2 separate regions of the Homo sapiens genome follow, and region 2 is linked to region 1. A link is a loop called in an ENCODE intact Hi-C map of the cell type or tissue named here. Cell type or tissue: chondrocyte. All regions are shown on one strand. Each heading gives the region's core, and the rest is flanking DNA. Links, peaks and the distances in the headings are about the cores only. Region 1 has its middle 80 kb from the start of MIR4444-2. Region 2 has its middle 49 kb from the start of MIR1324.

The links. A loop is a pair of places that touch in the nucleus more often than their neighbours do. Peaks named below come from ENCODE experiments on the same cell type or tissue, not always from the same donor. Only the 100,000 strongest peaks of a DNase experiment are listed, where the experiment ranks them.
Region 2: it touches region 1 in a loop (5-fold over the local background); 18 of 110 quality-filtered maps call a loop at or near these places.

The regions. Positions count from the first base shown.
Region 1 is chr3:75,286,906-75,302,624 of GRCh38, reverse strand. No RefSeq gene overlaps it. Among named protein-coding and RNA genes, the nearest start is that of MIR4444-2, 80 kb to the right of the region's middle. RefSeq lists an enhancer at 12,080-12,587. In chondrocyte, for the core only: a CTCF peak has its summit at 8,311 (motif pointing left); no DNase peak of the experiment used is centred there.
Region 2 is chr3:75,574,364-75,590,082 of GRCh38, reverse strand. No RefSeq gene overlaps it. Among named protein-coding and RNA genes, the nearest start is that of MIR1324, 49 kb to the left of the region's middle. RefSeq lists a silencer at 9,619-9,828. In chondrocyte, for the core only: CTCF peaks have their summits at 9,441 and 9,688 (motif pointing right); no DNase peak of the experiment used is centred there.

The DNA.
Region 1 (15,719 bases), core at 3,931-11,930:
GGCCGGTTCCCATGCTGTTTCCCTATCACACACATTTCCTCGCCTATGTTAGGAGCCTGAAGTGATGATGGGCATCCAGGTGGTAATGTCCAATCTGCAATTAGTAATGTCCAATTACTATGGTGATGTCCAGTTGGCAGAGGAGCTGAGACAGGGCTTGGCAGCTGGGAATATTGATTAAGGAGCTAGGAGCTGGCTGAAGCACCAAGAACGAATGAGATAAAATATTTTCTATCCATTTCCATTAACTTTCCTCTTTGGATGAATTATCTATCTGTATGTCCTGCTTTCTACTCAGATGAAATGTGCCTTAGAACCAGCACCTCTCTCCACCTTTTTGAGTTCTTTATTCTAATTTCACAGACTAGAATCTGAGAGACTTGTGGGGTTCCTCCCCTTCCTCTACTTCCTGCATCCGTGCTATCATTAACCCTCTGTTTTCCTTTGAAAGAACATCCATTGCCCTCTTTTCCCTCTAATGCCATCCTAGCCCAGCCTTCAGCTCTATGGTCTTGAATTTCTACAACAGCTTGCCAACTGGCCTCCCCTGGCAAAGTGGGGAAGTGAAGCCAATGATTGAATGAAACAATAGGCCAAAGAGACAAGTCACAGGAATATGTTGGCCATGTAGACTAGGGGAGAGGGTGTCAGGAAGGAGACAGGGGTCAAACATGTCAGATGACACAGGAAAGTGAGGGGCAGAGAGGATTAAGACATGGAAACAGAATTTGGGTAAGTGGCAGGTTTTAAGTGAGCTTCAGCAGAGAAAGAGGAGCCTAGAACTGGGTTATAGGAGACAGTGTGTGGTGAGGGAGCAAAGCAGAGGGTAGAACCGTACCACAGGCAGGACAGGGGCCAGTGTGTGGTAAGGGGATGGAAACAGCAAAGAGGAATCATCTCTTCATGAAGTGTGGGCAGTGAAAAAGGAAAGAAGACAATAGCTAGACAGGATGGTCAAGTTTCCAAATGTTTATTTTTTTCTGTTGTTTTCAAAATGGAGCGGCTGTGCATAGCTAAAAAGCTGAGGGAAAGACACAGCAGAGAGAAAAAGAAAGGAATAGAGAATTCTGAAGCCAGAAGAATATCAGCATCACTCAGATCGTGGAAGGGTGGGTGTGTTCCCTGTTGAAGCAAGCAGCCAGCACCCTGAAGGGTGGTCTGCATAGAGGAAGCTGGTGGAAGATATTTGGGTCTCAAATCTTGATTCCCAGCCCTCAGTCCATACTGCACAGGAAATTTCTAACAGAAAGCTGTTTCCTTTGTCACACTATTTTCTGTTTAGAGTGAGGACAGGAAAAATCTGTCCTCTTCTTTTAACAATTCCAACGGAATGCCAAAACATCCCCTGGTCTTGGCCTTGCTTAATATACAGTTGTGACAGCCCCAGAGTTCTTCCTGACCTCTACTCTTAATCTTTCCTGCTGCAGTGGAAGCCCATTCACTCTCATCCTGTCTTTGGGGGAAGCATGTGGTGATCAAAAACCTGTCTGAATGAGGAAATCTCCAGGAGGTAAAATCATGTCAATTTCCTACAGATCCTCAGGAAGTTGCTGTTACAGATGCCACATTCATGTTCCCTGTCAGCCTTCACCTATTTGGAAGAGATGGGAGAACTCAACAAACTAAAGAACACTCAAATACGCCTCAGTTTCCACTGGCATTTTAAAAGAAAGACCCCCTTAGTCATCTCAGAGATGCAGATCCCAGGAAGCCAGAGGAATCATGCAGCTAATAAACTAAAACATATCTTAAGCTATCCACAAAGAGTTAGGTGTACTTAAAAAGCGGCCAGACACGTAATCCAGTCATCCCAGGAAACACTCTGTCACCAAGTGGCCCCAAGGAGGAGTGATGTTTCCTTTCTGATGTCATCCCACAAGACTAGGAGGATCTGCCAGGCATCCTGGAGGACATGTCATGCAGCAAGTGACAAGAAAGGACCAAGATGTGGAAAAGAAAGTGAGAAACAGGGAAGTTATGATGAAAAAGGAATAAAGACAAGTGTGGAGGAAAGATGGTGATATGAAGACAAAAAGAAAAAACACAGACAAAGAGCATGCTCAAGGGAGAGAATCTCTTTCTGCTGTTCACTTAGAGCAGGGGACTTGTAAATAAAGTTTTATCAGAACATAACTGTGCCCATTCATTTACTTAGTGTTTATGGCTACTTTTGTGTTACAAGGGCAGAGTAGTTGCAACAAAGACCATTTGGCCTGCAAAGTAAAAAATATTTACTATCTGGCACTTTAAAAAAATGTTTGCTGACCCCTGACTTAGAGTAATCACAACCTTATAACTTCCCCTAATACTGATAGGCTCTCTGTGGTTCTTCAACTACTCTTCAGAATAGTTGTTATCTTCAGAAACTATTGCCCTGAAAGAAACCAAAACTGGAGCCAAGCAATGGGAAAATTAATTAGAGCTGTAGCTTACAGAGTAACCAAAGTAAAATTGCTCCAAGATACAAAAGAAATTTCCAAGCTAAAGAACAAGTCTGACTCACAAAAAGACTGCTATAAAGACTTGAAACCAACCTAAATGCCCATCAATGATAGACTGGATAAAGAAAACATGGCACATATACACCATGGAATACTATACAGCCATAGAAAAAGATTAGTTCATATCCTTTGCTGGGACATGGAAAAAGCTGGAAACCATCATTCTCAGCGAAGTAACACAGGAACAGAAAACCAAACACCACTTGTTCTCACTCATAAGTGGGAGTTGAACAATGAGAACACATGGACACAGGGAGGGGAACATCACACACCAGAGCCTGTCAGGGGTTGGTGGGGCTGGGGGAGGGATAGCATTAGATGACTGGTTGATGGGTGCAACAAGCCACCATGGCACGTGTATACCTATGTAACAAACCTGCACGTTCTGCACGTGTATCTCAGAACTTAAAGTATAATAAAAAAAAAAAGAAAACTACTATATTGACAATAAAATAAGGTCTCAATGTCTATCTATCCAGAAAAAAATACTGCTATAGATGGAAAATATACATGGGGGAGGAGGGAGTATGTTTGTGTATAAAATATGATTTTAGATTCATAAATACTAATCAGAAATATATAGACAAATATATATGTATATTTCTGATTAGTATCATGTTTCTGTATATATTTTTTCTCCTGATTATTAGTTAACGAAACTAAAATCATAATTGTTTCATGCTGAAAGGTTGATATTGTACGGTACCCAAGGGAAATACAAGACTCAATCAGTATAACATATAAGCAATAATGTAAAATTGAAATAGATAAGAGGTAAATTTGACAGAAAGAAAAAGCTGTGTTTCTGTCATCTTCTGATACTGACATGAAGGTACAGGTTTGAAAGTGGCATTTTTAATACAACTATCCAAAGTTCTTTCCCTCCCCTGCCCCCTGTAGAAACAGGGTCTCCCTATGTTGCCTAGGCTGATCTCAAACTCCTGGGCTCAAGCGATCCTCCTGCCTCAACCTCCCAAAGTGCTGGAATACAGGCATGAGCCACCACACCCAGCCTATCCAAGGTTCTTGATAACATGAGACTGAGGAGGGAAGCAGATGGCAGTAAAGGATGAACACCATCTCATGAAACATGAAACAGGCTGATCTGGAGCTTTTTCAGAGAAATTAAAGAGACAGGTTAAAGCCATGTATCTCTAGCATTTGGTTCATATTTTCCCACTATTTTCTCCAGATGAATTCTCTCCACACCTATAAAGCCATCCCATCTTGTCCTGCCCCCTCAACACATACACACATGCACATGTACACAAACGCAAACACACACACCACACACACCTGCTCCATTCCAGGCACAAGATTCTACTCTTCATTCTCTCATTTATCCAGCAATCCCTGCCCTGTCCTCATCTCTAGGCTTCTGCTCAAAGGCACAGACCCTGTTGGGTACCTACCCCAAATCCATTCTGCCCCACCTTGCTACTAACAGAACTACAATAATATTCAGGAGGGCAATATGTCCAGCTATGATGCTCACCTGCCCAGACTCCTTTGCAGCTAGGGTGGCCATGTAACCTGTTTCTTATCATGAGATATAACTGAATAAAAAGTCTGCTAAGGATTTGGGGAAAATTTTTGCCCTCCTCATACAGGCTCCACCTTCTCCCCACCCTTCCTTCCTTTCTTTCCTTCTTCCTTTTCTTTGCTACTTTTTTTTCTTTCTCCTTTTTCCTGCCTTGTGCACAACATGAGGCTTGAGGTGGAGCAACCATCTTGGGAACACAGATCAATAAAGCCACAAGCTAAGGATGGTGGAGCAGAAAGAGAAAAGAAGCCTGGAGAATTGACGGCTCCTTGAAGTTCTGCATTAGCCTTGGGCTTCTTGTATGTACATCTCTGTTTAGCTAAGTCCCTGTAGTCAGGTTTCTGTAGCAAGTGGCCTAATGCAACTAATTCCCAGGCCCTTACTCTCCCTTCTACCTGGAAAGAAATTCTCCCCACCCCATAGCCAACTTTTGAAGTCCTGTACTTCCTTCAAAGCCCACCTTAAATCCTATCTCCTTCAAGTGGACGTTCCACAATGCCTCAAAATCAATCTCCCTCTCTCCCGTAGTCATATAGGGCACAATTAAAATCATTAAAATAGTATACCCTTCTGCTTCATATCATAAATATTCATGTCTGTTTATTCATACATCCTCTCCCTAGACTGAGAGCTGCTAAGGGCAAGTATCCTTTTTCACCCATTTTGAATGCCCTGCAGCACCCAGCACAGTGTCCATAGTAGTCACTCAGTAAAGGATTGTTGAATTTCTTTGATTGTACAAATGCTCCTTCCTTCCCAAGTGTATGCTATGGATCATGTTAAAGCAGCCGGCTTCTATGTAGATGGGATGGGAAAGTTAATAATTAGAAAAATAACTTTAGAAATCCTAGTCATGTTTGACCATGTTTTGACAGTTCGAAACTGTGTGGCCCTGTTGCTAATTGCCCAGATATACACACTTAGGTCAAAAGAAGGGACAGAAATGAGAAGGTATAGAAAGTCTAAAACTGGTCTATATATCATCAAATTAGTATGCTGGTTTCATCAAACTCAACTTCAAACCAGTATCTATTAGAGACCGATTTGTATCCAAAGTAGTTAATATAATTTATTGCATTGCAATTCCAGTTACACTTCTACTACTTATTTAATGCATTTCTTTTGGTTGACAAAAATTTATTGGCCATCTATTATGTGCCAAGTCCAGGTGACCAGCCATCCCTGGTTATCTGTGACTGAGCAGTTTCCTGAGACACAGGAATTTTCAGTGCTGAAGCTAGGAGAGCTCCAGGTGAACCAGGATGGTTGGACATCCAAGAAGCTCCGAGCTTGATGCTTGATATAAAGCAGTAGAAAAGATAGATGTTGTCCCTGCCTATGTGGAGCTCTACAATGTAGTTGGTTTTTATTTGGGGTTCCTAGCAATTAAAAGTCAGTTTACATCCTGTAACTATATCTTCAAATCACACGTTAGAGTTTATTAAACAGCAATCAAGGCCATCCAACACTTCCAGGTGCTAACATCATAAATCTACATAGTACAATTGGCTGTGAGTGTGGAGGGAAGAAGGACTTTGGAACAGGAGGATAAGCTGAAGTTCAGTTCATTAATGTGGTCACTGTTCTACCGGCTGTGAATTCCAACCAACTTTAATCACAGCCGGAGCCAGTTATCTGTTGTTTTTGGATCAGCAGGCATGCTCCATCTTCAGGTTCTCAGCCCTCTTTGTGATACCAATTTTGACCTGTTGGTGGGACTGTGCCTTCTTTGGAAAGGACCAGGAAATGTCAACTTTTCCTGGGGGAATGTGGAGGTAATCTGATGGTGGCATCTGCTGATATGGCCACCACAGCTGTCTGGAGATTACTTTTTCTTCATCATTCTTCCATATTCATTCTTCCTATAGCTGGGTGCCAGGCCCTCCCATTTTTGGCATATGGATGACCTATTTCCCCTTTTAGAATGCCAGTCCTCCCAGATAGATAATACATACTTCTGAGCTTAACAGTCTGAAGATCCTATCCTTCCATAGGAGCCACCTACTCAACAAAGACTGAAGGTCCTGGTTCCTCATGGAGTACTTCTCACTCTATGGCAGACTTTTCTCTCTAATCTCCAGCCTTCACCTCTGCTAGGCTTTCATAACAACCACCATTGATTTTCTACTATTGGCTGGGTATTTTTATATCCATTATTTTATTTAAAGTGGACAACAACTCAAAGTAGATATTGTTATCCCCACTACCAGATGAATAAACTACAGGGCAAAGAAGCTAGGGAACTTTCCATGGGTCACACATTATAAATGGACAGAGTAGAAATTGAATCTCACTCTATCAGACTCTTTTCTGAGAGTTGACTTGATGACCTGGAAGGGAACAGACCTTGTGTGCTTGAAAGAGCTTGTATATCTTGGATGCTTGAAAGTAAGTGTGAAGAAGATTTCAAGGGAGAAGGAATTTTGTGTCTGTTGACTTCTAAATTTTGCTTAGTGAGGGGGTGGGTGTGCCAGGGAACACTGCAAATCAGGGAGAAAGGCCTGACAAAAACCCTAGTTTACTGCCTTGCACTAGATCAAATGTTAGTTCATACCTAAATGTGAGTTTGTGCTTTGAAGCAATAAGAAATTAATTTTAAAATGGTCTCAGGAGGTTTTTAAAGGGCAAATTTTCAACAAATAAAACTAACATGCTTAATTTCATTTCCTTGGAATTTTCATGGCAAAGATGCTTTCAGTGATCTGGAGCCACCCTTTAAAAAGATACAGACCAATGAAGTTGGAGAGTCTTATCTTTTGCATTGAGGCAACCTCAACATTTAGGCGCACCACTGAAGGTCTCAGAGCCTGACCTCATCACTACCCACCATTAGCACGTGGTCAGGAGAGTCCAGGGATCCCAGTATGAGCATTTACAAATGAGGAAAACGACACCTATAGCAATATATCACCAATGTCTTGCAAACAGCCTCATTTATAATAGGTACTCAATAATTTTATTGAATAAGGGAATAAAGGAACAAATAAATGAAACAAGTGATTTTCCAGAAGGTCACACAAACGGACAAAAATCCAATGTTCTAAACCTTCACTTCATTTCTTAATCTAGTTGTATCATCCTCTGGGTGAGCCTAGCCCACTTTAAAATGGATATTCGGATGTCAGAATGAATAGAGCAGTGTGCCTGACTTAAGTAATATCAAAATTGTAGAGATGTGGAAAAGACGGAGTTGATGAAGCTCCTGTTATCCAGAGACCATGACCATTCCAGGTGGTTGGTTTCGTTTCTAATGCACATCTGCTCCACTTCACCAATTGCTTTGAGCAATATGCGGTTCTCATGACAAAGTCAACAATTCTTTATCATCTGCGTGGTCAGTCACCCTTTCATTGTCCCTCCCTTGTAATTGTTTAATCTGGCGTCCCCTGCCGCATTTCTTGGCTGCCTACTCTCCCTGCTCCTATCAGTCAGGTTGTACTCAGGGAATGCAAATGCACAGAATAAGTCCAGAGTCAATTAGAACTAATTAGGTGTTTTATCTGCTGGTTTGGATTATCCGTGCCCTCTATGGATACATGGCATAGGCTGGTTGAACAACCATCCCTGGATTGGGGAGCATTCTAAGATTCACACACAACTTCCTATTGTCTGTGCTAATGGAGGTAAAGGCTGGCATGAATGTACAACAGAGACATTTAAAAACCAAGGTATAGTTTATGCCCATTTTCACCGTAGATTTTAGTGAGTGTTTACAACTTTATATACCTGTGTGACCATCACCACAATCAAGGCATAGCATACTTTCAACATCACAAAAAGTTTTCTTGTGCCATCTCAGCCGATCTGCCCCTACCTTGGCCCCAAGCAACCAGCAGTCTGCTTTCTGTCACTGTAGATTAGATTTGTCTTTTCTAGGGTTTTAGTTTCTCCAATTTCCTTCCCAGTGATGTCTGGTTCAGGATGATATTAAAATGTGTTCATGTTCCCTACATCCACACTGATTGGTCAGGGTAGGCAGAACTGGGATGTGGAAGAAACATGAGAGGCAAGACATGGAGGCTGATGAGCATAATTATTGGCAATGAGAAGAATGTTGGCTCTCCCCAGTATTTGTAGAATATGACAAAGCGTGTGTGCCCATGTTGTGCCCTGAACCTATTTTCAAGTGTGTTCAATACAGAGTCTTCTAAATTTAACTGCCTAGGAATTGTGTATTTTGCTTTGAATGGACACTTGGAAACTCCAGACTCTAGCCAGCCCCTCTCAGCCACGGAGTCATTGCTCCCCCTGGTGTAAACACAGAGACTAGTCACCCTGTGTCATAAGGCATTCCCACCCACCGCAGCCCTCCCTGGACCACGAGGAGCCAAAGGCAGGCAAGAAAGCTTCTGGCTCTCTCTGGCTGTTGTTAGGTTCATGGGTCAGATGCTGAGTTTGTGAACACAGAGGAACACTAAGAGATCAACTGCTTGAGAGAGGACAGAAACAGAGAGAAGGGAAACCCCAGAGACAGAACTAGCTAGACATGCAAGATAGAGAGGTGAGGGGGCAGAGGCACAGCCCAGAAAACAAAGCAAGAAGCGATAGAGGGATGGTTTTTTTCTCCATTTATGAGACATCCTAAAAATTTACTCCTCTGCCCAAAATAGATTTAGATCCACGATATGAGAAACCTTGAGAAGTGAATTTTAACATGGAAATGCTGATAAATCTTTTAAACAACTTATACACCTCCAGGTGTTGTTGGACCTGCTTAATCCCTTTAAACCTCCAGTAACTCCATCCATGGTGTTTAAAGTCTCATAAATCTGCACTAGCTTAAAATAGGGATATATAAATCACATTTAGGGTCTTGGGAGTAGGGACAGGAGATAGGCATCCCAATGCCATTTAAAACCACAGCACAGACTTTTCATCAATTTTTTCCAAGAAAAGTTAAAATGAAAAACATTCAGGTTTCTGGGTTGTGGTTTCATAAGTTCTCAATTTGTTCTTTTTCCTTTTTTTCAGGGGGGTGGGCAGGGGTCCAAAGGAGCATTGACTAGCTAGTCAATTGGAAAGAAAAAAATTGCAAAGACCCATCTCACTTAGTCCTTTTACACAAAATAAAACCAAAAAGAAAAAATAATAATGAAATACTACCAGAAGTCATTAGAAAACAGCAATGTTTCTAGTAAAGCACCAACAAAAATGATGTCTGGTTTTTGTTAAATTGTTAATTTATGCAAAAAAATAAAAGTTATAGATACTATCCTAATAATAATAGCTACTTTTACTTTCTCATTCCTACCACATGCCCAGTACCTACCACTGAGCTGAGGACACACACAACCACCTCCTTCTCATCCCCCTGCTGCAAAGGCTGTCAGACTTTTTCTGGCTCCTCATTCGCAATATTTCTCATTACAAACATTGATTCTCAACAGCTGTTTGAGAAGGTTTTGGAGAAGCCACACTCTGCTAGAAAATCCAGGGGGTACATGAGAGATCCAGCAGGGGAGGCTTTTCTGTGTGAAGAGCTTTGGGTACATTATCTAATTTTATCCTCACAGCAGCCCCATGAGAAATATTATTATTATTTCTGTTTTACAGATGAGGAAGCTAAGGTTCGGATTGTTTAAGTAATTTACCCCAAGTAGCATGGCTGGTAAGTGATGGAGCAAAAATTCCAACCCCGAGTCTGCTTTAGAAGACCTGATCTTATCCAGGATGCCATCAACCTTCTGTGGGCAATAGACCCAGACCACAGATCATTTGGAAGAATCTCACATATCACACTCTAAGAATTGATATGTTTTCTGCTTCCTCTTTTCTGGCCTGTCCCAGTGACCTTTCAAACCCCAAAGTCTTGGAAAAATCTACTGTGTTAACTGAGTCTTTACTGAAACTTCAGTCCATGTAGAGAAAATAAGAGTCTCCAGCTTGTGTCGCTTGCTTCAAGTTCCAGTTGGCCTGCGGGGATGTACCACCAAGTGATCCTGGGAAAACATTGGAACTTTAGTTTCCTTACCTACTAAATAGGGACCTATAAGACCTATCTTTGGGGTTGTTGTGAGGGTTAACATGTGGGAAGACCATCTGGAGCCTGCAAAGTCCAGGCAATTGCTGGGTCATGTGATGAGTATGGTACCCAAGTATGGTGCCTGAAGTATAATAAAGAGGAAAAGCCTCCCTAAGGTCTGTCTTCACAGAGCAGATATTACAGAGCACTTTATCCCCAAATAGTTCAGAAGGTGTCTCCTAAGAATAAGGACATTATCCTGTTTTTATATAATGTATATAACCGCAATACTTTTATTACACCTAAGAAAAGTAATAATAATTCCAGAATATCAGATATCCCTAGTTGTTTCAAGAATGCCTTTTATAGCTGTTTTCATTGTGCCAAAATACACATAACATAAAATGTACCATTTTAACCATTTTTAAATGTACACTTCAGTGGCATTAAGTACAGTCACATTGTTGTGTAATCATCACCACCATCTACCTCCAGAACTTTTTTATCTACCCCATGAAACTGCATCCAGTAAAACACTAACTCCTCAGCCCCTGGCAATGACCATTTTACTTTCTGTCTCTATACATTTGACAATTCTGGTACTTCATGTAAATAGAATCACACAGTATTTGTGCTATTGTGACTGACTTATTTCACTTAGCACAATGTCTTCTAGGTTTATCCATGTTGTGGCACGTGTTAGAATTTCCTGCCTTTTTAAAGCTGAATGATATCCCACTATGTGTATATGCCACATTTTGTTTATCCATTCATACATTGATGAACACTTTTATTGCTTCTACTTTTTGGCTGTTGTAAATAATGCTGCTATGAACAGGGGGGTACAAATATCTGTTTGAGTCCTTGATTCTACTTCTTTTGGATGTATATGCAGAAGTGGGATTGCTGGATCATATAGTAATTCTGTGGTTAATTTTTTGAGGAATGGCCATCCCATTTTTCAGAGCAGCTATACTTTTTACACACCCACCAGCAATGCACAAGGGTTCCCATTTCTCCACATCCTTACCAATACTTGTTATTTTTTGTTGCCTTTATTTTATTTTATCTTATTTTATTTTAGGGATGGGGTCTTGCTGTTTTGCACATATTGGAGTGCAGTGGCTATTCACACTTAGTGCACTGCAGCCTCTAACTCCTGGTCTCAAGAAATTCTCCCACCTCAGCCTCTTGAGTAGCTGGGACTACAGCATCATTGTGCCTGGCACTTTCTTTTTTTTTTTTTTTTTTTATACTAGCCAACTTAATGTGTTTGATCTCATTGTGGTTTCAACTTGCATTTCCCTCCTAATTAGTCTTTTCATGTGTTTATTGACCAGTTGTACATCTTCTTTGGAGAAATGTCTATTCAACTCCTTTCCCCATTTTTCAATCTGTTAATTATTTTGTAGTTATTGAGTTGTAAGGATTCTTCATATATTATGAATATCAATTTGCAAATATTTTCTCGCCCTCAGTGGTTTGCCTTTTCTCTGTGTTGACTGTGTCCTTTGATGCACAGAAGTATTTAATCTTTATGTAGTACAATTTATCTATTTTTTCTTTTTGTGCTTTTGGTGGCAACCAGAAAATTTGAAATTACATGTAGCTGTAGCTGACATTGTATTGCTATTGGATACTTCTGGCCTAGAAGCTTGATTAGATTTAGGTTAATTCATTTTGGCAAGAATACTTCATAGTTCGGACACAGTGGCTCACACCTATAATCCCAGCACTTTCAGGCAGAACTCCCACAGGAGTTCAAGACCAGCCTGTGCAACATGGTGAAACAACATCTCTACAAAGAATATATATAAAATCAGCCAGGTATGGTGGCACACATCTGTAGTCCCAGCTACCAGGGAGGCTGAGGTGGGAGGATCACTTGAGACTGGGAGGTCAAAGCTGCAGTGAGCTTTGCACCTCTGCCCTCTAAACTGGGTGACAGAGCAAAACCCTATCTCAAAAAAAAAAAAAAAGAATGCTTCATAGTTGACGTTGTGTACTTCATAATATATTACAGCAAGAGGTATACAATATCTAGTTGTCCTACTGTCATTGATGCTAAATTTGATCATGTGGTTAACTGCCAGGTATCTGGATTGTAAAGTATATTTTCTCTTTTGCAATTTCTTTCTTATTTATTTATTTATTTATTTATTGATCATTCTTGGGTGTTTCTCGCAGAGGGGGATTTGGCAGGGTCATAGGACAATAGTGGAGGGAAGGTCAGCAGATAAACAAGTGAACAAAGGTCTCTGGTTTTCCTAGGCAGAGGACCCTGCGGCCTTCCGCAGTGTTTGTGTCCCTGGGTACTTAAGATTAGGGAGTGGTGATGACTCTTAACGAGCATGCTGCCTTCAAGCATCTGTTAAACAAAGCACATCTTGCACCGCCCTTAATCCATTTAACCCTGAGTGGACACAGCACATGTTTCAGAGAGCACAGGGTTGGGGGTAAGGTCACAGATCAACAGGATCCCAAGGCAGAATAATTTTTCTTAGTACAGAACAAAACGAAAAGTCTCCCATGTCTACTTCTTTCTACACAGACACGGCAACCATCCGATTTCTCAATCTTTTCCATACCTTTCCCCCCTCTCTATTCCACAAAACCGCCATTGTCATCATGGCCCGTTCTCAATGAGCTGTTGGGTACACCTCCCAGACGGGGTGGTGGCCGGGCAGAGGGGCTCCTCACTTCCCAGTAGGGGCGGCCGGGCAGAGGCGCCCCTCACCTCCCGGATGGGGCAGCTGGCCGGGCGGGGGGCTGACCCCCCCACCTCCCTCCCGGACGGGGCGGCTGGCCGGGCGGGGGGCTGACCCCCCCACCTCCCTCCCGGACGGGGCGGCTGGCCGGGCAGAGGGGCTCCTCACTTCCCAGTAGGGACGGCCGGGCAGAGGCGCCCCTCACCTCCCGGACGGGGTGGCTGGCCGGGCGGGGGGCTGACCCCCCCCACCTCCCTCCCGGACGGGGCGGCTGGCCGGGCGGGGGGCTGACCCCCACCTCCCTCCCGGACGGGGTGGCTGCCGGGCGGAGACGCTCCTCACTTCCCAGACGGGGTGGCTGCTGGACGGAGGGGCTCCGCACTTCTCAGACGGGGCGGCTGCCGGGCGGAGGGGCTCCTCACTTCTCAGACAGGGCGGCCGGGCAGAGACGCTCCTCACCTCCCAGACCGGGTCGCGGCCGGGTAGAGGCGCTCCTCATATCCCAGACGGGGCAGCGGGGCAGAGGCGCTCCCCACATCTCAGACAATGGGCGGCCGGGCAGAGACGGTCCTCACTTCCTAGATGGGATGGCGGCGGGGAAGAGGCGCTCCTCACTTCCTAGATGGGATGGCGGCGGGGAAGAGGCGCTCCTCACTTCCTACATGGGATGGCGGTCGGGCAGAGACGCTCCTCACTTTCCAGACTGGGCAGCCAGGCAGAGGGGCTCCTCACATCCCAGACGATGGGCAGCCAGGCAGAGATGTTCCTCACTTCCCAGACGGGGTGGCGGCCGGGCAGAGACTGCAATCTCGGCTTTTTGGGAGGCCAAGGCAGGTGGCTGGGAGGTGGTTGTAGCGAGCCGAGATCATGCCACTGCACTCCAGCCTGGGCACCATTGAGCACTGAGTGAACGAGGCTCCGTCTGCAATCCCGGCACCTCGGGAGGCCGAGGCTGGCGGATCACTCACGGTTAGGAGCTGGAGACCAGCCCGGCCAACACAGCGAAACCCCATCTCCACCAAAAAAATACGAAAACCAGTCAGGCGTGGCGGCGCGCGCCTGCAATCGCAGGCACTCGGCAGGCTGAGGCAGGAGAATCAGGCAGGGGGGTTGCAGTGAGCCGAGATGGCAGCAGTACAGTCCAGCTTTGGCTAGGCATCAGAGGGAGACCGTGGAAAGAGAGGGAGACGGAGACAGAGAGGGAGAGGGAGAGGGAGAGGGAGAGGGAGAGGGAGAGGGAGCCTCTTTTGCAATTTCTAAACACTTTGTGAGATGATACTTTGGTACCAGAATACCATTTCAGATATTATCAAACCTTGACACTGGTTAGCCCTCTTAGAGAAATGTACAGAGCAAAATTAAGGAAAAGAATCAATGAGTCAGATCCTAAATGCATGACCCTCCAGGAAGGCAGTTCAGATAACTCCCTGCCTTTGTACCCTGGCTTTTTGGTGACTGCAACAGCCAGAGAACATGTCTTGCCTACCCCTTCTGCCTGTCCTTCTACTTAGTGGCTGTTATGTAATCTGTAGCACTCTCTTGGGCCAGTCATTTCCATTGTAACTATAACTACAGCTTGCCCAAGCCTCATTTTCTGTCTTGCTACTAGCAATAACCCAGGCTTGTGCTATAGCCTCTGCTTCCACATTTCTGAGAGATACCAAAGGGAGTCTCTCATGCACTGAAGAACGTGTCTCTTTTTCACCTATTTTTCTTTCTGTGACTACATTTATATCTGTGCTAATTAATATTAATATTAATATCTGTGCTACATTAATACCTGTGTTCTTGGAGCAACCAGAGGGGCAAACTCCCATGGTGCCAAAGTGACCCTAGACTTCCCAGAGTGTTTTCTGGCTAAAACCATGCTGAGTCTACATGAAGTGGGGAAAAGTGTCTTCTTTCTCCCCCTTAGGACACTTTCCCTCCAGGTGCCAGTGCAGCACCTTTGTGCTCTTCTGTCTCACAACATCGGTTATGAAATCACATCCTTCAGTTTCTGCTTGACTTGCTAGAATTTGGCTCATCATAAATATCCAGGACAGACACCTTGTTGCCTCCTGATCCCCCTGTCCTTCCCAGGCATTTCAGCAAGAACACCTTCTCTCTTCTTTTAGCCAAATCAGCTCCTGGCACCCCACCTACTTTTCTTCAGAGGGATATAAATCCAATTTAGGCTAAAAGGATAACTAGTCTTATTCTCTATTACAGTACCTAAGTAGGAGAGAACACTCTCCTACTGGAATTTCCTTCAGTGTGTTTATGTGATTGCAAGCCCAAATGGCTGATGATGTAATCAAAGGACTCCAGTTAGGTCCTAAGGTTTGCTCCCATTACAAGCAAAAAGAGATACTAGTAACCCTTCCAGAATAGCTCCATGGACCCAGGGATCCAAGAGACCAAATGAGAAGTTAAGAATAAGCACAAGTGAATGTAAAAATCTAAAACTATTTCTAGAAGAAAACACAGAAGAAAAGCTTTGCAATTTTGAGGCAGGCAAAGATTTCTTACTATGCAAAAAGCATGGACAATGAACCAAAAGGTTGATAAACTGGACTTCATTAAAATTTCAAAATGTTGTTCTTTGCAAGACACTACTTTAAAAGATGAAAAGTTAGCCAGGTACAGTGGCTCATGCTTGTAATGTCAGCAATTTGGGAGGCTGAGGCAGGATGACTGCTTGATCCCAGGAGTTTGAGAGCAGCCTCAGCACCATGGCAAGACCCTGTCTCTACAGAAAAAAAAAACCAAAAACAACAACAAAAACAGAAAAACCTGGAGTGGTGGTGCACACCTGCATTCCCAGCTACTTGGGAGGCTGAGGTGGAAGGCTAGGAGAAAACATTTGTAATACACATATATGGCAAAGGATTTATATCCGGATAGAAAGAATTCTTACAATTCAATAACAAGAACCAACACAATTTTTAAATGGGCAAAATATTTGAAGAGACACTTCACCAAAAAAGATATATGAATGGCAAATAAGCACATTAAAAATACTC
Region 2 (15,719 bases), core at 4,905-12,904, 290 kb before region 1:
TGTGTTTAGCTATCTTCTTGCTGTTCACTTCTAATTTTGTTGCATTATGGTCAGGGAAACGTGGTCTGGACAATGTCAATCCTATAGTGGATTTTGTTGAGACTTCTTTATGGCCTAATATGTGGCCAGTTTTTTTTATTTTATTTTATTTTATTTTTTTTTGCAAATGTGCCACATGTGGTTAAAACGAATGTGGATTATTTTTTTTAGGAGGTTCTCAGTGTAATTGAAATCTAGCTTCAATTAACAATACGCTAGATCTCTCAAACCTTAGGATGTTAATCAGTGTAACAATAGACTGCTTCTGAGACAAATAAACCATGAATTCTCAGTGGGTTGGCACCCATAGCATAGTCTGGTGCAGGGCAGGGGTTCTCCTTGGGGGCCCTTGTCCAACAGTGATTCAGAGATTCTGGAGGTTTCCATCTTTTAATTCTGCCATCTCAGAGTTTTTCACTTGTAGCCATATGGATAGGAAGAGAGGGAACATAGCTCAAACTTGCCTTTGATAACCTTGGCCCAGAAGTGATTTCTTACATTCGTATTGGTGGAAATGCAGTCACTTGGCTCCAAACTAACTGCAAGGGAGGCTCGGAAATGTAGCCTTTCTGCATGTCCAGGAAGAGGAATGGTGTGAACACAGCATTGTCTTTGACACACTAAGCATGTGCTAAAGAGTTCTTACTCTTATAGGAGGTTTGTCTGTCCTGTGTAACTTTCTCAGTTTTTGCTTAGATAGTTTCAGGCAATGTTGTTTGGTGCATTCAGCTTGATGATTATTATGTCCTCTTGGCAAAGTAGTCAAGATTCCCATCAGTTTGAATAAAAGTATTTTACAGATAGGTCAGGAAATGTTAATACTTTAAAAGGCCTCTCTATTCCTCCACTCTACAGATAAGAACAACAGAGTCCTAGAGAGAGGAGGTCATGGGTCTCACTCATCAGTGGCAGAATTGAAACCAATATGGCAGTAACTTTGCCTTTCCCCCATCATGTTGTTCTCCCTCTATCTTCACTCTGCTGATTTCTTCACTTGCTCCATACAGACCTCCCAGTGCCAAGTAAAATGTGTCCAGAAACGGTGGGTTCTTGGTCTCACTGACTTCAAGAAAGAAGCCGCAGAGCCTCACGGTGAGTTTAACAGTTCTTAAAGGTGGTGTGTCTGGAGTTTGTTCCTTCTGATGTTCGGATGTGTTTGGAGTTTCTTCCTTCTGGTGGGGTTCGTGGTCTCGCTGGCTCAGGAGTGAAGCTGTGGACCTTCGTGGTGAGTGTTACAGCTCTTAAGGCGGCCCGTCTGGAATTGTTCATTTCTCCCGGTGGGTTCGTGGTCTCACTGGCTTCAGGAGTGAAGATGCAGACCTTCTCAGTGAGTGTTGCAGCTCATAAAGGCAGTGTGGACCCAAAGACTGAGCCGCAGCAAGATTTATTGCAAAGAGCAAAACAACAAAGCTTCCACAGCGTGGAAGGGGACCCCAGTGGGTTGCCACTGCTGGCTCGGGCAGCCTGCTTTTATTCTTTTACCTGGTCCCACCCACATCCTGCTGATTGGTCCATTTTACAGAGAGCCTGAGTGGTCTGTTTTGACAGGGTGCTGACTGGTGCGTTTACAATCCCTGAGCTAGACACAAAGGTTCTCCACGTCCCCACTAGACTAGCTAGATACAGAGTGTCCACAGAAAGGTTCTCCAAGTCCCCACCAGAGTAGCTAGATACAGAGTGTTGATTGGTGCATTAACAAACCCTGAGCTAGACACAGGGTGCTGATTGGTGTGTTTACAAACCTTGAGCTAGATACAGAGTGCCAATTGGTGTATTTACAATCCCTTAGCTAGACATAAAAGTTCTACAAGTCCCCACCAGACTCAGGAGCCCCGCTGGCTTCACCCAGTGGATCCCACACAGGAGCCACAGGTGGAGCTGCCTGCCAGTCCCTCACCATGCGCCCGCACTCCTCAGCCCTTGGGTGGTCAATGGGACTGGGCGCCATGGAGCAGGGGGTGGTGCTCGTCGGGGAGGCTCGGGCCGCACAGGAGCCCACGGAGTGGGGGAGGCTCAGGAATGGAGGGCTGCAGGTCCCAAGCCCTGCCCTGTGGGGAGGCAGCTAAGGCCCAGTGAGAAGTTGAGCACAGCAGCTGCTGGCCCAGGTGCTAAGCCCCCTCACTGCCCGGGGCCGGCAGGGCCGGCCAGCCGCTCCTAGTGTGGGCCAGCCAAGCCCATGCCCACCTGGAACTCCAGCTGGCAGGGAAGCGCCGGGGTCAGCCCCGGTTCCGGCTCGCACCTCTCCCTCCACACCTCCCTGCAAGCTGAGGGAGCCAGCTCCAACCTTGGCCAGCCCAGAAAGGGGCTCCCATCATGCAGCCACGGGCTGAAGGGCTCCTCAAGTGCCACCAAAGTGGGAGCCCAGGCAGAGGAGGTGCCGAGAGCGAGTGAGGGCTGTGAGTTCTGCCAGCACGCTGTCACCTCTCATAAGGAGTGATTAATCTGAGCTTCTCCAGAAAGTCCATTCCTGGTAGGCACTGGGAATAAGAAATCTCAGAGTATAAAATAACATCAAGTGGTAGCACTTTTGTGAATGGCTCCCAAATTAGTTCCTTTACCTTTTTGTTTTTCATGAAGCGCAGTTGCACAAAACACGCTTAGCCTGAGATGAAGCACATATTAGAGAAATGTTCTCTCTATAGCATTATCTATTACTTGAATGAGCATGAAAAAGAGGAGATGGGACATACTCTCTCTAGCTATTATTACCTCCACTATAGAGTTGACATACACAAGCTCATTATTGCATTACATTTTATCCAACAAAATAACTTTAATGTTGCAGCTTAAATTGAATTCGCTAAAACATCTTTATCTCCAGCATAATGTGCCTCAAGTATCTTCTTGGTGCTTGAGTTTTCTCCAGAATTATAGTTCTGAAGCTATGGAAATGGTGAAATTATATGCAATATGCAAAACAATGTTGCTATAACGTGGTAATTGGCCTTCCATATAATTAAAGGAACATTTCCTCATCAGAGCTGTTCCATCAGAGACCCAAAGGCTATCTTTGTACAAATCACCCACTTAGGAAAGCCTTTATTCCCAGGAGCCTATAAAAATCTGGTTATGCAAACAGATTTGCTTATTCAGTAACATTAATGGCTCCTCATAGTTAAAAAGTCATCAAGGTGATTGACCTATAATCTGTTTCCTCTGTGACCAAGTGTCATTTTTATTTTGACAGTTGGGAGCCTTTTGACTCTTTCACAGCTGGCATGAAGGCACAGGGAGGGAAATCTGAAAAACCAACAACCTGTGTATTCTCAGCCTATTAATCAATAGAAAATCACGTCAATTGGATTAGGGTCTTGTACCTGGCAGAAAGGCTCTTATGGACATTGGAATTGGATTTTTACACTTGGTATGACACCTCCTTGAGTCAGATCAGATTCGTGTTTGATAGACTCTTGCCGAAAAGTTGCTGCAGGGTCTGTGCAGTAGCTAAAGCCTTTTTGTTGTTGTTGTTGTTGTTGTTGTTTTAAAAGCAGCATTAAATGTTTTCATGAAGACCTTCCCAGCAGTGATTTTATTGGGAATATGGTCTTTAGCTCTGGTCCTGAATAACTCACACTGAGGAAACCTCTAACAAGTGTTTTATTACAAGATGTCTGATGGATGGTTGGTTTTAATAACAAATATCTTCCCTTTCTCTGTCCCCTGTGTTTTATTCTCCCTTCTCTACATATTATTCAGGGAGGATTCACGTATTCCCAAAGTCCTTTCCTCTTTATTTCCATTCCAGAGCTCTCTGTATAACTCCAGGCTGATGAATCCAACTGCCCAATGGTTATCTTCACTTGGCTGTCTGTCTTGCATTGACCTCATCTTACCTTTCCTCTCCTGATTTCCTTTTTTGCCTGGGCTCACCACATCAGATTCACACCACCATCCACCCAGCTTCCAAAACACCTGGGCCTCATCCTGCATTCCTCCCTCTTTCTCAGTCAAGTTAGTCTACTGTCTCCTCTCCATCCTCACTGCCACAGCCTTAGTCCAGCCAACCATCTTGTCTCACTTGGTGTATTGCAGCCTCCTACCTGGTCTACTCACCTCCCACTCTCCTCCAGCCAGACTACTCTTTTTATAGCACAAAGTGGATCATTACTCCCCTGCCTAAAAACATCTACTGTCTCCCTTTGTCTACAGGATAAACATGACAAAGAGCCTTTAAGATTTGGCTCTAACTTACCTCTATATTAGTCACTTTTTACAATTATATGAACATCTCTCAGCTCCTCACCCTCTCATGTCTTGATTTTTGCACAAGCTCTTCCCTCTGCTGGGAATGATCTTCCACACCTCTCCTATCAACCTGGCTAATTCCTACCATTTCCTAGTCTTCAACTTAGGAGTACTGTGATGGAGAAGTATTTCTGACCACCTGATATAGATTGGATGCCCACCTATCTCCTGGCTTTTTTTTTTTTTTTTTTTTTTGACGAGTCTCGCTCTGGCCATCCAGGCTGTAGTGCAGTGGCAGGATCTTGGCTCACTGCAATCTCCGCCTCCCGGGTTCAAGCAATTCTCCCACCTCAGCCTTCTGAGTATCTGGAATTACTGGTGCCCGCCACCACACCCGGCTAATTTTTTTGTATTTTTAGAAAGGATTTCACCACGTTGGCCAGGCTGTTTTCGAACTCCTGGCCTCAAGTGATCCACCCACCTTGGCCTCCCAAAGTGCTGGGATTACAGGCATGAACAACTGCACCTGGCCAATTGGGTGCCCCTTCTTTGTGCTCCTATTGCCCCAGGCATACTGTCACCATAACTCTTACCATTCTGAGTTGAAAATGATTTTTTTTTTGCCTTTTATTTCTCTCATTAAATGCAAAGCTCATTGAAAAGAGGATGGTGGTTGTTCACTGTTGTACTCCTAACCTTTAACTCAGTGTCCTGAGGTCGGCTCTAGAGCTGTGCACACATGTTCAGACATTGGAGCACTTCTTGTCTAGCCCCTCTTTTGAGGTGCCTTGGAGAAAAGTCAGTAGGTACTTCCCCAAGGATGAAACAGAAGCTTCACCTAAATCAGGAGTTCTTGAACTTCAGCCTGCATTAGAATCCTCTGAGAGCTTGTTAAAAATACATTCTCCTAGAGCCCACTCTTCAAGAGTCAATGAGTTGCTTCATTATCAAAATATATACAGAATCCAGCCGGTCTTCAGCGCCAGCCTGGTCTGAGCCACTGTGGACTCTCACCTGCAGAATCTCATTGCTGGTCTCCTTGCTTCTGCTCTTCTTACCTTCTTATCATCCATTCAAGTAGCCAGGGTGATCCTTTTTAAAGATTTTTTAAAATTTTTTTGAGATGAAGTCTCACTCTATTGCCCAGGCTGGAGTGCAGTGGTGCTATCTCGGTTCACTGCAGCCTCTACCTCCTGGGCTCAAGCCATCCTCCCACCTCAGCCTCCTGGGTAGCTGGGACCACAGGCATACACCACCACACCTGGCTGATTTTTGTATTTTTTGTAAAGACAGGGTCTTGCTATGTTGCCCAGCCTAGTCTTGAACTTCTGTGTGCGCCCACCTCAGCCTCCTGCATTTTTAGGAAGCCCCTCTTGTAGGGATTTTGATGCAGAGGCCTGGGTGCCTCATGTCTCCTCCCATCTCTCTCTGTCTTTCTGTCTCTGTCTCTGTCTCTGTTTATCTCTCTCTCTTTCTCTTTGCCTTATAGCTGCCCTGGGGACTAGACTCTGCCTTAAGCATCCCTCTGACTCCTGTTTGCTTTTACACTGAGGCTGCTTTAAGTAGCACCTTGATCTGAAGCCTTGGGCTTCTGTTCCTATTGCTTGCTTTTGTTGGAAGGGCTGTGCAGTTTCTTGACAAATTGCAAAGCTGCCCACGTGTTTCCAAGTCCCCAAGAACCAAACCAGATGACAAACAAGGATGCAGCCCACAGCTGGGGAGACAGATTTCATGTCCACACAGAGAATCCAAGATGCTGAACTGAAATCCACCCCGAAACCTGTTTTCTCTCTCATTTAAGTTCAATGTCACCTGGGGGCTTGCAGGGCAGGGCTGGTGACTATTCACAGGGCAAAGATGCTTTGAAATGTCAACTGAGAATGGTGTGGTGGTTGACAGATGGCACGTCAGGGCATAGATTAACATGGAAAGAGAAACTCATCCCTTGGGGGGAGTGTGTGAGGCTGGCAGCCACACAGAGGGCTTTTCCTGTGAGCTCTCGCATAGATGCAAACAGCCAGGAGGTTTTGCTTTCTGAGCCTGAGTGGAACAATGTTCCTCCCTGCACATTGCCGCTCTGCAGCAAATGTTCATTCCTGTTGCATTGATTAAAAGTGCTTACCAGGAGGGGCGCGGTGGCTGAAGCCTGTAATCCCAGCACTTTGGGAGGCTGAGGCAGGCGGATCACAAGGTCAGGAAATCGAGACCCTCCTGGCTAACACGGTGAAACCCCGTCTCTACTAAAAATACAAAACATTAGCCAGGCATGGTGGTGGACACCTGTAGTCCCAGCTACTTGGGAGGCTGAGGCAGGAGAACGGCATGAACCTGGGAGGCGGAGCTTGCAGTGAGCTGAGATTGCGCCACTGCACTCCAGCCTGGATGACAGAGCAAGACTCCGTCTCAAAAAAAATAAATAAAGTGCTTACTGAAAGGGTTTGAGGGGAGTGGTGACAGTGTGAGTTATGGCTCTGCCGGCTGCCAGTGGATCCAGCCGCTCTGCACAGCTGTGCAAGTGTGTTTTGAAAAGTGGCTCAGGCGGCCAGAAGTGACTGGGTGTAAGTGTTCCTGCCACAACATCTTGTAGCCTGATTGGGGCCGTATTTGCAGAACGCCTAAACCACTACACTTGTTCAGGCTTAAAAATAAGCTTCCTTTTTTTTTGTTTGTTTTGGTTTGTTTTATGAGACGGAGTCTTGTTCTGTTGCCGGGTTGGAATGCAGTGGCATGATCTCGGCCCACTGCAACCTCTGCCTCCTGGGTTCAAGTGATTCTCCTGCCTCAGGCTCCCGAGTAGCTGGGACTACAGGCGTGTGCCATCATGGCCAGCTAATTTTTGAATTTTTAGTAGAGATGGGGCTTCACCATGTTGGCCAGGATGGTCCGATCTCTTGACCTCGTGATCTGCCCACCTCGGCCTCCCAAAGTCCTGGGATTACAGGTGTGAGCCACCGTGCCTGGCCAAACATAAACTTACTTTCTTACATCTTCTGCTGAACTCTATTTGCTTCTTTTCCCAAACGTCTTTATCCAAAACAGCTTTTAGCAACAAAGTTACCCAATGCCCTTCCCTAGTCTCTCCTTGCAACTGGCTCTCAGCAGGGGGTAGGAGGAAATCCTTGACAGAACCAATTTACATGACTGTTTGGAGGACTCTGGCTAGCCCCAGGAGGTGTTTGCATTTTTAAATAGGTTACTAGTGTCAGAATGTTTCATGAGTACGAGCACAGCCTCTATGTTGGATGCCCTGAATTTGAATCTCAGCATGGCCCCTTTGTATATAACCAGAGAATGGATTTGGGGACCCAATGGATCTATCATGACATGAACTTGCACTAATATTCACCTGACCTCCAAAATGCCTATTCTGACTAGTAGACCCTAGTCTCGCCCTAGTGCCAGTTCACAGCCTGTGTCCAGTGATCCTGCACAGATCTCATTAGTTCCTTTTCCCCTGTTCAGTCAGCCTGGTAAAAGGCTGTGTATTCCTTTGGGGGCAGGCTGGGAGAAAAATTGACAGTATAAATTTTTGGCAGTGGAGCAGAGTCCTTTCTGGAGGGGACCTGGCTTCCCATTCGGACACGGGACTCTGGGTCTGTGAACTGGCTTATTTCTGGGAATTGACTGGGGACTGTGACTCTATGATTCAGATTAGACTTCTACTCACCTGACCTAGAACTCTTCTGCAAACACAGATCAAGTAAAAATGTGGCAGGCTTCTTATCTATTTCACTTCTAGGAATGCCACAATCAGCTGGCACCATAGGTCTCTGCGAGTCAGGCTATTCTGGTTGCAGCTTTGACTCTGCTGTCTTTTATGGTAACTGCATCCACCTTGCCTTTGGGGATTGAGTGCTGCAATCACTTGGCCCCGGCCCCTGTAGTGTGCCTATGTCACTTACCCTCTTTATACGTCAGTCTCCTCCTCTGTAAAATGGGCATCGTAATAGCACCCACCCCCAGGGCTGCTGTGAGGTATAGATGGATTAGCATATGGAAAGTAATAGAAGAGGGTCTCAAAGGCCATGTGTCGTTATCAGAATTATTTCATGACAGGGGAGAGCTGGAGGAGAGAGGAAGGTGCTAAGCAGACCCATGTGCTCTCCCACCAGTGTTTCCTGAGCACCTACTATGTGCTGCCCACTGTGAGAGCTGTTAGGGTTGAAATAGGGAGCACAGCAGGATAGGGGCCGCCATCAGGATCTTAGTGGAGAGACCATTGTGCAACATGGTTCCAGTGCTGGGGGTGGGGAAGCTCAGGGAGTACAGGGGCCTAGGATCCTGGGCAGAATCATGGAAAGGACACAGCCTCCCCAGCCTCTCCTGCCTCCACTGCCTCCCTGGCCTCCTCTGCTTCCATGGCCTCTCCTGCCTTCCTGGATTCCCCTTCCTCCCGGCCTCCCCAGTCTCCCCTGTCTCTCCTGCTTTTGAGGTAGGCCAGGAGCTGCTGGTGCTCACTTAGCCTGTCCTGGACTCTGGGTGTAGCACCTCAATGTCCAGAAAATACCCCCGGGTGAAGCTCATCACACAGCCAAGGAAGGAGCTCCACACTGACACTAAGGGTGCATCCTGGGCTCATTCATCAGGGCATGCCTCCAAAATATTTCCCCACATCTCCTCCCTTTGCCCACCTGCATTGTCTCTGTGCCTGAGCCCTGGCTGGGGGCCTGCAAGGATCCCCTATCTCCTCTGTCCCTGCACGGCTGGGTCCCAGGCAATCTGTCTGCCCACCACACCTCTCTCCCCTTGCCCACCACGCTCCAGCCCCACAGTCCTCTTTCTGCTTCTTTCCCAGCCTCTGGGCTTTTGCACACGCTGTTCCCTCTGCCCGAAGAACATGCTCCACTGGGCTGAGAACAACTCTCTGAGATCTCTCTCAGCTGTTGCTTCCTTTGGAACAGCCGCTGCTGCTGTCCCTCTCCCAGCTCCAAGACCTGCTGAGCCTCCTGTCTTTTTCAGTTCCCATGCACCCAGCACTTCTCCTTGGCCTCCTTTTGCCCAATTGACAATGTCCATTCTCAATGCCTTCTCACCCAGCGCTGAGCCCCACTGGGTGAAGGCAATGCCTGTCATGTTCACCACAATATCCCCTCCCCCATCACCACTCCTGGTCCACAGAGATGCTCAAAAAAGGTCTGTTGGTAGGCAATGCGAAGGTGCATTCATGTCATCCTGCAGGCGGAATTCTCCACGAGTTTTGAGCAGCCTCGGTTTTCCCACCACCTCCAAACCATGCAAGACACAGGGTAAGAGCAAAGACAAGGTGGCTGTGGCCGATGTCCACCCTCTCGGGGCGTCCCTTCTCCTCTCTCCTCCTTGGGCAGGGAGACCATCGGGGTGCAACCTGGCTGGGGCGGGGAGGAGGTGCAAGGCTTGGCCGGAGCGGGCCTGGCCACGGGCAGGGGACAGCGACCGCCTAGGCCGGGCAGGTGAGCGCGGCGCAGGCCCTGGCACGGCGTGTCCGCGGTGCGCGCGAGCGGCCAGCAGAGGGCGCCAGAGAGCCAGGAGCGGCCCGCGGAGGAGCCCGCGCCGGCCCCGATGCCCAGCTCCGCGCCGCGCGGACCCACCGAGCCCGCGCTCAGATGCCCCAGCTCAGCCGAGAGGCCGCTCGCGCCGGGTCCTTCCTCTTCCCCAAGTGCAGGCAGAGCCCCCGGAGCCATGGCCAGTCCTTCCGGCAGCTCCGAAGCCACTGGCAAGACCCGAGGCAGGGATGGCCGGCCCAGGAGGGAGGAGGACGACGTCCCTCCCGAGGAGAAGAGGCTGCGGCTGTTGCTGGAGGGAGGGGGGAAGGGCACAGCCCGAGGACTGCGAGGACGGAGAGGACGCGCCGCGGCCGGGCAGGGAGGAGACCGGCACCCAGACAGGTGGCGACGGCAGAGGAGTAAGTGACGCGGGCGCAGGGGTCCGGGGGTGCCGGGGGCGCGGGGGTGCTGGGGACGCGGGGTAGGGGCGGCGGGAGGCTCCGTGGCCGGCCCCGGGTTGAAGTTGGTAACTGAGCGGCAACTCCGGCGGGCGCGGAGTGACAGCTCGTGACGGCCTCCGAGATGTCAGCTGTCCCTTCTCGGCTGTGTGGCTTCGACTTCCTGATTCTCCCACGACGTCCCTGGCCGGGAGACCAGCTGGACTCTGCGGCTAGCCAAAAGGGGAGGGGGAGCCCCGCGTCCTGGGGGCCCCCAGCAGGGGAAGGGGCGGGGGTTGCTCTGGGCATCCTGTCTGGGTCATCTGTCTGGGACTCTGTCGGTGCCTCTCACCTGGCGAGGGGCTTGTGGTGGGGGTAGGGGGAAAGTCCCTGGCGCCAGGCTTGGCCAAGCCCTGCTCTGCTGGGCTGCGGGCTGGCGGCGCTCACCCAGCTCCTCACCTGCCCCGCATCTTCCTGTTTTTCTTCCCTTTCTTGTTGAGCAGCGAGAGTTGAGAGGAGGCAGATGGCTTCCATCCCAAAAATCGCTCTCCTCTTTCCATCCCTACAGAGAGGGACAGAGAGGCAAAGTTCCTTGCATCCCCCGGGGCGCTGTCCCTGTGAGCTCCCGGTGTCTTGCACACGTGGGCCCCTGAGTCACCGGGCCTGTGTGTGTGCGATGGGGCTCTGTGGTCAGCCTGTCCTCCTGGGGTTCACTTTCTGCTTTCCTACCCCAACTCTTCCTGTGTGGCTTTGCTGGCCTTCCAGTGGGAGGCACGTGGGTTTGGAGGGCAGATGAGGGCCCACTGGAGAGCTGTACCCCTCAGTGAGGGCCGCCACCTTGATGGTTTTTGATGGATAATGGGATTGACCTCTTTGTTCCTTCCACATGTTTTTATGTTTGACCATTTGCTCAGCTGAGCTCGTCTTAATAATTTGATTCGTGGTTAATGAGCCCCACATGGGAGAGAGGGCGGCCTTCATTCTGAACCCATTGAAGCAGCACGGGCAGCCCTCTTCGCCATGGGCTGCATCAGAGCCCCCGCTGCCCAGTCTTGGGGTTGCCCCTGGATGCTCTCTGGGAGGCTTGCTCATGGTGACATCCTCATCTCCCCGTGCACTTTACTGCATTCAGAGCTTGGGTCACCTGGACACTGAACTCAGGTGAATTTTCTCTGAGATCCCGGGAGAAGGAGGACAGTTCTCTGGAAGGTTTTCCAGGGCCGATCACGGAAAGGATGAGAAGGGAGAGGTCCTGGTCGGGGACACAATTACGGTGGCAGTGTAACGCTGGAAAACTTTATTGCCTGAAGTCCCTCTCACTCTCTCTACCTCCCTCTTTTACGTGGACACTGCCAAAGACCAGGATACCAGAATGCAGTGGAGTGACCAAGTGTAGTGGGACCTTGGGAACGCGAGTCTGGAACCAGGCGGCTGGGGTTTGCATCCCGGTTCTGCCCCTCCTTAGCTGGCTGACATGGCACAAGCCACTTACCCTCTCTGAGCCTTACTGTCTTCAGTGGCAGATGGATCGGTCAACAGGCCCCATTGCCTGGGTTTGTTACTGATGAGATTAAGGGAAGCTCGTCCATAGAAGCACTTAGCATTGTGCCTGGCACATAGTGTATGGTGGATAAATGGGACTTAGGACTGAAACTCATGCCTTGGTTTGTTTTTGCAGTGAAGTTTTGTTCTGGGGTGCATCACAAGAGACAAGGTTCTTGGCTGGGTGTGGTGGCTCAAGCCAATAATCCCAGAACTTTGAGAGCCCAGGAGTTTAAGACCAGCCTGGGCAACGTGGTGAAGCCTCATATCTACCAAAAAAAAAAAAAAAAAAAAAAAAAGCCAGGTATGGTGGTGTGTGCCTGTAATCCCAAGTACTTGGGAGGCTGAGGTGGGAGGATTGCTAGAGCCTGGAAGGTCCAGCTGCAGTGAGCTGTGATCATGCCACTGCACTCCAGCCTAAGTGGCAAAGTGAGACCCTGTTTCAAGGAAAAGAGAGAGAGAGAGAGACAGACCCACAAGTGTCTTAAGCCAGAATCTCCATGTTAAAATGCTTTCTGGAGGCTGAAAGAATGACATATTGATAATGAAATATTTAAAAGGCAGAAACCCCACTGAATTTCTTGGTCCACAGAGGGAAATGGGAATCGCATGACCTGAAGGATGATGCAGGAACTGAACAGAAACCATCCTTGTTTCCTGAATCTGAATATGGCACCCTCTTTTCACGGTGTCTGTATCTGCTCGTCCAGCAGCCGCTCGAAAAGAGGGAATCTTGATTTTCAAATTTAAAATTTGGCCCAAAGCCCACTGCTGCCCACAATGCCCGCCAGACACATTCCTCTTCCCTTTTAGTTTCTATGGGAATACTCTCTTTGAAGAACCCATGAAGCAGTGTCAGGCTGGTGTGAGGATCAGCAGCCGTTTCTTTGAGGAGGAGAGCCTGTTTCTTCACTCACAGGCCATGTCTGAGTGGATCAAGAAGAACAGAGTGCCCTTTTATGAGATTTTTCTGCGTAGACCATTAACTTGGTAAAAATGTCGAAACCATCCTCGTTCTTTAATAGATTATTTTGGACTTTTCTTTGCAAGAAGCAGCATGGGCATTCAGATGCTTTTAAGGATAAAATGTTCTTTCTCATCCCCAGGCCTGGTGCTCTGGATGGCTGAGGTTTTAATGTGACTGGATGTCCCTTGGAGTGGCTCCCAGGCTGTGATCTTGTGGTTGGGTGGCAAGGGGTTGCTTTATTCGCTGGTGGCTAGAGGATGTTTTAACAGGTAAATCAGGCCCCCAGGAGCCCCTGAGTGCCAAGTCCTGCTGCAGGGCATGTGTTTATGGTGGGGAGGTGGGGGGGGGTGGAGTGTGGAGGGTGGGGGGTGTTGATTTCCTGCCAATATCAGAAGTTTCACAGGCTTCTTGTGTATCCACAAACACCCACCCCATTGAAAAGGCCTAGAAAACCTGGCCCTTCCCAAGCCTTTATTGACCGCTTGTGAATGATCCCAGGGTGTGTCTGACCCACAGCTCCTCCTGGAGGGAGAGAAAAGTCTCTCCTAGGTATTTGGTTATCAACCTCAACCATTGCTGAGCCTTCCTCAAGACCAGGCACCTCGGCAGAGATTTCTGGGTTGTCAGGCGGAACCGAGCATTCAAGGGTAACTCGTTGGAGTCCCTGAAATCCCCGATGGACGCACCAGGTAAAAGCATCCAGGGTTGAAACCAGATCAGGATGGTTATTGTCAGCCTGGGGCTCCTGTAGAGGTGCATCCATGTTGCAGGTATTTTCCCTTCTTGCTGAGGAGAAACCTGGGTTTCTCAGCTTTAGCACAGTCACAACATTTGGGGTCAGACCATTCGTGGTGGTGGTGGTGAGGCTGTCCTGTGTATTGTAGGATGGTTAGCAGCATCTCTGGTCTCCATCTTCTAGGTGCCATTCTACCCTCCCAGCTATGGCTACCCCAGATGTCTCCAGACGGTTTCAAATATCATGGAGCAAGGGAGTTGTACGTGAGCAAAACCACCCCAGTTGAGAGCCATTGGTCTACACTTGTGGAAATCTTTGAGAGTGAGAGTGTTGAGCTTGGGTCCCTGCTGTACCCTTTATGAGCAATGCGGTCTTGGAAAATTAATACTACTCCAGGGGCCTCAGTTTTCTCATCTATAAAATGGAGATAAACGAGATACACTTTCATAGGAAGTTTATATGGGATTTACTGAGATAATAAGACAGTACATGGAAAATGCTGGGCATAGAATTTATTTATTTATTTATTTTTTAAGACGGAGTCTTACTCTGTTGCCCAGGCTAGAATGCAGTGGCATGATCTCCGCTCAGTGCAACCTCCACCTCCTGGGCTCAGGTGTTTCTCCTGCCTCAGCCTCCAGAGTAGCTGGGATTACAGGTGCCCAACACCACACCCGGCTAATTTTTGTATTTTTAGTAGAGATGGGGTTTCACCACGTTGGTCAGGCTGGTCTCAAACTCCTGACCTAAGGTGATCTGCCTGCCTCGGCCTCCCAAGGTGCTGAGATCACAGGTGTGAGCCACCATGCTGGGCTAGGCATAGCATTGTAACACAGACAAAGCACAAAATACTTGGGCAATATCTTTTTACATTTGGCTTGTCTAGACTCCATCCTCCATCCCCTCATGCGCTGGTGTGGTGCAGACCAGAATATCACCCACCTATACTGCAGAGTGGATTTGGGTGGCATCTTGGCTTCCTGCACAAGACTTGCCTGTTCCCCACCACATCCCCCTTGTTCTCAGGGTCCAGGATTCCAGGAGGCAGGGATGTGGGCAGGCAGGGCAGGTGGCCCACCCAGTTCACTCCCACGCTCGGGACCTGCAGAGCCGGCTCTCCAAGACAGGGTGTTTTGACCAAGATCTGGGTTTCTGGATTTCCATTTGAGCACAGCTGGACTACACAGGCTGAAGCTCTCTCTGCCGAGATATAGATATTTCCCTGGCGAAGATCTTTCAAGCTGACATGAAGACATGGCCACCCGCTGGAACGTGGTGTGTCTGCCGTGGCACTCTTGTAATTTGTGAGGCAGGTTCCTGAGGAATGCAGTGCATAAGTGGGAAATGGTGGGAAGTTCTCGCATCCCCCTCGGCTGAAAGTGCTGCCTGTGCAGGTTGGTAGACGGTACTTTGAGCAGGAAGAAGACACGGAGCACATTCCTGTTAGCTATGACAGAGAGAGGCAGGGTACACACTGGACATTTCAAGCCCCTGCAGAGAAGCAAGTCTTACTGTGCTGGGAGTACTTGTGGAGTGGGGGCTGTGTTGTCCTGGGCTTTAATTATTTCAGGAACATTTAACCGCAGGGCTGGCAGGCTGGATCTTGATATGTGTTTCTCAGTTGGAAAGACTTTGGACCATAGGGAAATGTCTTCTCAATTCTTTTAATTTCATTAAGGTGGTCATTTTTCTTCTTGTGGCCTCTGGAATGTGACACAGAACTCAAGGGACAGGAAGGAGATGAATTGGAGGCTGGGACAGGGGTCCCTGCCAGGGATGCTGGTGACTCACATGACAGTGTTGATGTGTGGAGTCCGGTGCCTGGTTTGGGGAATGTTTGTGGGATATGTTCCAAAGCACTGATAGACCTATTCAGGTACTGGAGGTGAATGGTCAAGTCTGATCTCAGGGCTGGCAGTGTCAGGCAAGGACAGGAAGTTGACATTGGACTCATTGGCTGAGGTTGCTTGGGACCCAGGGGGCAATGTGTGCCAGGACAGATGGGTCTGGGGCTAGGAAGGCAGGTTTGGGCTGGAGACTCGGGCTTGGGAGGCATCCCAGGTAGACAGTGGTTGAGGCTGTGGAAATGACCACGATTGCCTGGGATGAGAGTGGAGACAGACAAGATGGGGGTTTTGCTCTAAGCCTGGGGAACCCACCTCCCAGGTTCAAGGGATTCTCCTGCCTCAGCCTCCCAAGTAGCTGGGAATGCAGGTGCGTGCCACAATGCCTGACTAATTTTGTATTTTTAGTAGAGATGAGGTTTGGCCAGGCTGGTCTCAAACTCCTGACCTCAAGTGATCGGCCCACCTTGGCCTCCAAAGTGCGGGATTATAGGCATGAGCCACCAT